Regions from separate parts of the Homo sapiens genome. Here region 1 is linked to region 2. Evidence: chromatin loops called from intact Hi-C (ENCODE). Cell type or tissue: Caco-2. All regions are shown on one strand. Each heading gives the region's core, and the rest is flanking DNA. Links, peaks and the distances in the headings are about the cores only.

Region 1 (4,409 bases), core at 122-4,121, 230 kb before region 2:
AAAATTCTAGAAAGTGCCACAAGGGGTGTGGCTGGAACCAAGGACTCAAACCGTAGGTTTGGCTAAAACCAATCTGTGCCCAGGACCCTCGGTCTCCTGTGGCGTCGCCGTCCACAGTCAAGGGCAGCCCTGGCCGCCCCTGAGCAATGGAAAACGGTGTTACCAGAAGGAACGGAGGTTGGTTGTTACCCACCTCAACTCTGCCCCCTTCTATATTCCCAATGGCAACACTGGGGAATATCCATTATTTTTATCATATGTCTATTTAAATCTGCTGGTACCTCCATTGCCTCCCTTCCTCATCCGGCAATAATAATGCCGTGGACTTCCCATCGTCCCTCGTGCGCCTGCGCCGCAGGGTTTGCTGCAACCTGCTGCTTCTCAGTGCTCGGACTGTTCTGATGCCTTCAGTTCTCCTCTGTGTTTTCACTTCTCTGCTTTTTTGCTTCTCTGTAGTACACTTGCAAGTACTCGGCCTGCTTTGATTTTGATTCTGGTTTCGCCTCTGTACTTAAGAATCTTAATTTTAGGAATCTTCTTGACTATAATCTCTACAACCCACGTAAGACTCCTCACTCTATAGCCAAGGTCTAGCATCCATCCATTAAATTAAGTTAATTAATTAAATTACTTGTTAGCAATTAATTACATTCTACCAAATTATTCGATCTTTCCTGGCCCAAAACCGCAGTTAAAATGTACTTCTCTCTTGCTCCAGTTCCTTAGCTAATTTACTTCTATGCAGATTGTCATGCTGTAATAGCTTATATTACATATTTATACTTACATAAGCATATAAATATATTTATATTATATATTACCATAATCATGTTAATGCATTTTAATAGACTGTCTCTATATTTTCACTGATTGCCTAAGTGAGAATGTCAGATATTACAGAAGGATATTGAGGAAATGTTCTAGGGTCATGGAGCATCTCAACTTATGCCATAGGTGCCAACTACTTAATTTATTGATGTGGCAATTTAACAAATGTTAATGGAGAATTAATTCCATGCCAAACCCTGGGCATAAAGGATACTGTAATAAGCCACATGGAGCCAGTCCTGTTCTCATGGAGCCTGCGTTCTAGTGGGAGGAAACAGACAAACAAGTAATAAACAATTTCAGGGCGACAGCTGATATTGCAGAATTTTTTTTAATGACAGAGAAAGCAATCAGGGTTGAAAAGGTATATAAGGTCCATTTTATAGTGTAATAGATGATGCTGACTCTTAAAGAGATTGCATCCAGTTAGCACTTCCTTCAAAAATTGAGTACTTACTTTCTTACACTCAAGCAAACACTGTATTGCAATACTTTGTAAAGTCTTTGTCAACCAGAGTAATGTAAAAATGGTATCTCATTGTCATTTTAATCATAATTGATTTTCAGAAAATTTGAGTCATTCATATTGTCTTTGCTGATTTTCGGTCATTTTGAATTGGTTGCTTAAGAGCTCTTTATGTAACAGAAGAAATTATACTTTGTTACAGGTTCCAAATATGTTTTTCTAGTTTGTATTTGGATTTGCCCATGATACCATTTTCACGCAAAAGGTAACCTCCTTTATTTTTTATATACAATTTGTTTCTAAATATTTGGAGAGTAAATTGGACTTAGGTCAGTTTCCCCAAGAGCAGATCCTTCGATGAGATTTCATGTGCAAATGATTTATTAAGAAAGTTTTCTCAGGAAAAAATTCAAGAGAATGAGAAAAGTAGGACAGAGAAGGAGATGAAGCCAAGAAAGTGTGTAATTTTATGTAAAGGCCTTTAGAGGGCAGCTTTAACTTCATCATTCAGGGGATCCAATTAAGGACTGCAAGAGGCAAAACCACACTGAATGGGAGGGAGGGAGAAAGGGAAGCACCCTGAACCTGGGGAAAGGAATTTACAACAAACAATAAAAGAGGACTTCGGGGATCTGCCTGGGCACTAAAGTGTCCCTTAACAAGGGGTGGGGCAAGGGTCAATGAAAGGAAAGAATAGGGAAGTTCAAACTCAGCATTTGATTTTAATGTGGAAATCTCTTCTTACTTGTTTGTGCTTAATTATTAAACTACGTAGCAGAAGGAATCCACCCAGTCAGGAAAATTTAGTCCACCCTAACCTAGTCACTCATGATTAGTCAAGTATAATTGTTTCCTTCTCTCCCTCAACTCTTTCTGGATATTCATAGTCAGGTCTGAGGGTACCAAAGTAATTGAGAAAGTCAGTTTTCAGTAAGTTGAAGGCCAAGTCAGTAACTATAGATGTAGATCTTGGGGGCCTATGAAAAGAGGTAACAGATTGAAAAGAGAACACTTGGTTTTGGTTAAGGAACACAGAATTTAGTCTTGCACTATTAATAATAAAGGACATCCTTGCCCTATTTCTGGTGTAACTAGAAAATAATCCCTGATACTGACTCTTTAGCATCTCAGAGTATTACCTTCTTGGAGAATACATAGGTTCCACTAAATACATTTTTAATTTTATTTCTTTCTTAATCTTCTTGTGAAGTAAAATTTTTATCTTCTAAGGTAAATATCAAGCTGAAAAAATCAATTCAATACATGTTTTCTAACACTTGAAGAGACAGTTTGCACAGTCTGTGGGTTTCTAAAATCTTCCATGAAGGGTACATGGAGCTTATCCGGTCTGGTACTAGGGCAACTAGAAACAGTAATTGCTATGGCACTGTGGCTTCTATCAGCAGCATAAACACATCAGGTTACCAATGTCCAATGACGAAGGGTCATTTAGTATGAAAGGTAGCTTAGCTCAGTGACTTTTGGGTTGATGTTTTTCTTAACTGAAGTTTATGTATGTTCATGTGACTTTCATTGGACCTTCTCATGGAGAAGTTTTAAGCAATGACTTGGTAAATGCCAGTATCTTTCTAAGATAGTGTAGTCACATTGAAATTGTTATCCCCTGGGTTTGAAAAACGTAAGTCAAACGTAAGTCATATGGCTGAACTATTCACATCAGTTGGAGATTACCACCAAATGTTCCCTGACATCATATTTGTCAGACACTTTTAAAAGTCCATGCCAAGTCTATATTACTTTCTGATAAATCACAACTTAGTAAATAATATACTTGTGCCTGGCACCAGAAAGCAAAAAAAATTTTGTGGTCACTAGTTCTAGTTCACCACTGCTTATCACTTCATTTGAATTCAACAAATATTTAGAGAACACTAGATAGGAACATATTGGCAGGAGAATGGCATAACTGATTATATAATTATATGCAAAAATGTTATTATGAAACAGATATTGGTAGACTGATGTTCTAACATTTGAATTGTCAGAAGGTAATATTCTAAGACTATATATTTCTATGTGTAATTGTCATGGGACTGTTTTATCTTTTCTTTCAGGGATGTCAAATATATTAAAAAACCAAAATGAACTATCACATCATATCTGATTATCTAACTTTAATAATAAAAATACAATCATGTAAAACTTCACATGAAAACAACATGACCTACCATGGATTTTCCCTTCCATTTCTTTTCTTTTTTTCTTTTTTTTTTTTTTTTTTTGAGACAGAATCTCGCTCTGTCACCCAAGCTGGAGTGCAGTGGCACAATCTAGGCTCACTGCAACCTCTGCCTCCAGGGTTCAAGTGATTCTCCTGCCTCAGCCTCCTGAGTAGCTGGGATTACAGGCATGCACCACCACGCCGGCTAATTTTTGTATTTTTATTAGAGACGGGGTTTCACCATGTTGGTCAGGCTGGTCTCGAACTCCTGACCTCGTGATCCGCCCACCTCAGCCTCCCAAAATGCTGGGATTACAGGCGTGAGCCACTGCACCCAGCCCATTCCCTTCCATTTCCTATAAATCAGTTCCTAAACTTACATTTAAAAAAATTAATCACCCTTTCACCTCTGCTCACATTGTATTTCACTCATACTTCTTTTATAGAACTTGTCATAATACTCTACTTTGAATTACCTGCCTTTTTACATGATGATAGAATCCTTTAGAGAAGAAATCTTATTAATCATTGCAACCTTCACAGTACCAAATATATTCCACATACACAGTCAATTCTTCACAATGTTTGTTGAATTAAACTGATTGGTCTTCTATTCATTAAACAAATATTTATTAGAGCGTTGGTTAAGTGCAACTCTTTGGGCAGGAGACAAACAAGATGAATGACATTCTTCTCACGCTTGAGTATTGTTGGGTTGTTAGAACACATATAAAAAATAACTATGGAACAAGACAAAATTTGATTTTTAAATAAAACTATAAATTAAAATTAAGCAATATGCTAAATAAATCCCCAGATTGGGGGCTGAGGCAAGAGGATCACTTGAGCCACAGGTTCGAGACCAGCCTAGGCAACATAGTGAGACCTCAACTCTAGTAAAAAATTAGCTAGTCATGGTGGTGGTGCACACCG
Region 2 (4,409 bases), core at 145-4,144:
TGGGGAGAGAGAGAGACAATAACTGGACAAATCATGTAGGGTCTTATGGAGGGAGGTAGCATCAGATTTCATTCAAATAGCAGTGGTAGCCACAGGAGGACTTTAAGAAGGGTAGCAACATATTTTTTAAACTTGAAATTTAAATAATATCACTCCATTTGCTCTGAGTCAAATAGACTCTAGAGTTGCAATAATCCAAGCAGGATGTGATGGTGGTGTGGAGAGTAGCAGTGAAAGAGGTGAAAAAGAGCAGGCTTGATAATTGGATCGTGAAAAAGGAGGAAGTAATAATAATTTCTAGGTTTTTGGCCTGATTATGTGACAGGATGGTGATGCCATTTATTGAGATGGAGCAGCAGACCAGGATGGAGCAGGAAAAGAAGATTGGGGAAGGAAATAAAAGTTAGAAGTTTTGAGTTTGAGAATCCATATGAAGAGTACAAGAAGGTAGTTGGATTTGTGACAGAAAGGTCAACCCAGATGATTTTATACATTAACAGGTTGAAATTTGTCACATAGATATTAAGGAACTAGAACCATTGTCTTCTAAGCCCTGTTTTAATCTTTAGTTTACTATCATACTCTATAGATATATTTCTTTAGATTCACTTTAAACTGTTTTAGTAACTAGATTCTTCTGGGAGTCACATTATCTGTGTTTCAGGAGTTAAATAATTGGAGAAACCACCCAAGAATTATGTAATGTCATTTTATTTATGCATATGTTTTAATTGTCTTGATTTTCTTGTAGATGAAGATGAAGATGAAGATGATGAAGAAGATTTTGAGGATGATGATGAGTGGGAAGACTGATCTATATATTATATATATATATATATTTTTAAGGTGAAATACTAAACACTACTTTCTGTCTGTGGATTCTGTAAAATTATCATGTAAATGTTCTACCAATTTGCTGTATATTTTTGTTGCCTTTTTTGCTTTTTTTTAATCTGTGCAATACCTCATTTAATCTGTAAAGGTTTGTCGTAATCCTCTACAAAGCTACTCCCTGTTATTGTGTGCAAGTTTACACCAGGATGCTCACTTGATTTGTGAATATTTTTCATTCCATCAACAAGGGAGTTTAAATACTATATGTGAGACTGACAAAAACCTTAATGTAATTTACTTATAATGCCAGAAGGAAAACACTATTTTCATACCCTACTTTTTCTGTACCTAAATTTTCTTAAAAAAAAATCTAGTATAGCACTACATTCTTTTTTAAGTGATGCAGACCTTAGTTTCTTTAGCCCCTTTATTTTGAATACAATGCTACATATGAATGTTGAAGCTGATACATTGCACAGTTCTGTAGACATCACTACACCGATGTAGTTTCTCAAATTTTAGCAATATGCTCTACATAAAATCACTACAGAGATACTAGTGGGGAAGACGATTAACACACCTCTTACAGTAATACTGCCTGTTATTGGTATAGCAGTGGTATTTGCAGACTGGGATCATAAGGAGCCCTTAAATACTTGTTATTGACTGGGGTTATTTTTATGCTGTAGCAAATGTGACAGGCTCTTTTTAGCAAAATTTTTGAAAATTTTTTTGGTATTACTCTGAAACAAAATTTAAGTTGGAGTTTCAGGGATTTAGGGAGTAGTTTTCATTCTACATGAACTGAGGTAATATTATGGTAACTCCAATATTTGGTTAAAAAAACTATACAAATCAGAATAGTACTAAAATACTGTAGAATTTTAGCATTTTTATTTTGCACTTTGTGTGGATTGAGGTGTTCAGAAATACCAACCATAAAAATGTAATCTAGTTGGCAAAGGTGTGCGCTAAAACACGGAACCGAACATGCATTGATTTGGATAACTTTTGAGGGTTTTTGTCAAATAGCATGTGAAGAGTTACATTTTTCTTAAAAGATTGGTGGTCCCAATGTCAGAGTTCTTGGAACAGATAACTGAATGATAGATTTTTTTTTTTTAAAGATAAAACTTTACAACCTGCACATTTGTTATGCATACTAAATGGTGTGTTAAAATTAGGGTTTCTTTGCCTCTCTACACTACACTAATCTGCCTAAAGGTGGTTGTTTCATATTTATAATGCTAATTATCATACCTACCTACTTTAAATTTTAGGTAGAAAATTATCTGATTTAAATACAAACATATTTTTCTCACATTGAGTAATATGCATAATGTAGTTCCAAATGTATTTCATTACTATAGTCACAATATCCAACTAAAAATTACGCTATCTAGAATTGTACCAACCAAAATCTCGTATTGGCAGATCTTGACAGGCTGGACCTGCAAGATGTGGCTTGAATTTTAACCATTTATTACATAATCTCTAGTGATCATGCATCTAGTTATCATAAGAAATAATTTAAAAGGTTTTGTTGCTGAAAGCAGTAAGTGGTGCAGTAAAATACTTAAGTTATTCAAAGAATGTTATCTTTCTTGCAAGAGTAATTTAAGCACATGGGAAAGATTCTAGACTTTTTGTTTCTTGCAACAACAGTGCCCTCTGCTGCTAGAAACCTTTTTCTACTTACTATCATTTTTATTGTGGCTTGAGCTCAGTCAATCTGGTGCAGATGAGGCTGGACAACTACTAACCAATAAAATCAGGAGTTTGTACAAAAGTTAAATGGAACATTATAATTATTTTAAGTAATGTTAATTGAAAAAATTTTTTCTTTTTGACAATATAAAAAACATTTTAAATTTCCTAGAAATGTCTTCAGGGTAATGCCAATTTAAGATCTCTCTTAACTTGTGGCCAAGAAATTCTAGATTTTCCAGCTGACTTTGGTATAATATATATTTATCAGGAACTTCTCTCAGCAGAGAGTACCCATTCTTCGAGTTCAAAGCACAATTTTAAACATGTAAAATGGATATATAATTTGCCAAAGGTAATTAATTTATTCTTTTTTTCTTAAAGAAGAAAAAGACATTGGTTGTTGTTACAAAAAGTCTAAATTACTGTTGGTTGAAACACAGCAGCTGTGGAGTTCAGTCCAGGCATGAAGACTAAATCTGCTTTACCAAGTAAGGTGTAAGGTTGCATGTTTCAGTCCTCTACCATCCTGCACTGTGAGCAGCACTATACCTGTGCGTTGTCTGAAAGCCTTCCGTATATTCTCCAGCTAAATGGTCGTCTGGTAGCCTTTGCATTTAACAAACTAGCATGAGGCTTTTTATATCTAAATGCTACGTGATAGACAATTTCAGCTAGCCACATATTGTATGTATGAGATTCATAAAGACTTTCAATCATTTCATTTTCAGACAACTGAAATTTTGTTTAGTATGTGAATTCTTTTTTTGAAATGTATAGTGAATAGGATGTTGCACTGGTGGCAATTCATCATGGAGCATAATAAAATTAATTTGACCCAAATAGAATAAAATAATGTGTTTCATGTGTTTATTGTTAAGAGAGTAAAATAGGTTTAAAATTTTTAAACTGTATAGTGAAGGGTACAGAGCGATCAATGATAATGGTTGATGTTTTCAGCAGACTGCATGCCCTGAGAGTTAGAGTGTGCCATTAAATAAACATGGTGAGCAGAAGAATGTTGCACCCTGTTCTGTTGGGAAACATGACAGCTGCTCAGCAGCTCCCCTAGAAGCCACTGCTGTCGTTCACAGAGCATTGACATTGCAAGGTCAAACTGTTTGGAACTCTTCCACATACCAGAAATGTTGAAGTTTTCTAAATCAGAATGATATTGGAGTTTATTGGTAGTTTCAATAAATGCCAAATATAGCAGTTTGTATGGGACATAAGTAGCTTTTAATAAATGATATCAAAGAGGGTGCTCATTTTAAACGGTAAACTCTGTTTTTGATAGATAGAATTTTCTGTTTCACTGACCCTGGCACAAGTGGGTGTCTGAAGATTAAACTGAGTTGCGGAATTCAGAGTGTAGGATGCTACAAAATTCCTTTTAAGAGCTTTGGCCAAATTTAACAACCATTTCAAGAGTAATACGTTCTATTAAAAAGTTGTTTCTGTTGTACAAATGTGAACACTTAAGAATATATTAGACTTTTAAAATAATTTTTTAAAGATGCCTAAGAATTGTTTCTGTCAGGTCATTTTTATCTAATCAACAGAGGGGATTCCCGAGATAACTCTTGTTTTAGAAACGGAGTTCCTAAAGGACAAATATAGAGATAAGGCTTATTTATAGTACAATAGAAAAGCCTGTATGGAAAAGTTGGGAAATTTACCTTCCACATTTATTGACATTGTCACATCTCACCTCCAAAACACAGCATTCTTTATAATCTCTTGGTCATTTATTCATGGATTAAAAAAAAAACTTTGCTTTCTAAGGAAGCCTCTAGGAAAGGTATAGTACACTGTTATGAATATGTTAGAGAACATGCTTTGCAGCTACTGCCTTTACTTCTGTATGT

What was found. Hi-C counts contacts between places; a loop is a spot of excess contacts. Peaks named below come from ENCODE experiments on the same cell type or tissue, not always from the same donor. Only the 100,000 strongest peaks of a DNase experiment are listed, where the experiment ranks them.
Region 1: a loop joins it to region 2, with 3 times the contacts of the local background. A loop is called at or near these places in 3 of 110 quality-filtered maps.

Annotation. Positions count from the first base shown.
Region 1 is chr7:123,914,009-123,918,417 of GRCh38, reverse strand. No RefSeq gene overlaps it. Among named protein-coding and RNA genes, the nearest start is that of SPAM1, 9.0 kb to the left of the region's middle. In Caco-2, for the core only: a CTCF peak has its summit at 1,769; a DNase peak (open chromatin) is centred at 1,887.
Region 2 is chr7:123,680,923-123,685,331 of GRCh38, reverse strand. It overlaps WASL (WASP like actin nucleation promoting factor), which reads left to right. Exons shown (of 11, transcript NM_003941.4): 11 at 752-3,389. The coding sequence ends at 813. Among named protein-coding and RNA genes, the nearest start is that of LMOD2, 27 kb to the right of the region's middle. In Caco-2, for the core only: a CTCF peak has its summit at 2,504 (motif pointing left); no DNase peak of the experiment used is centred there.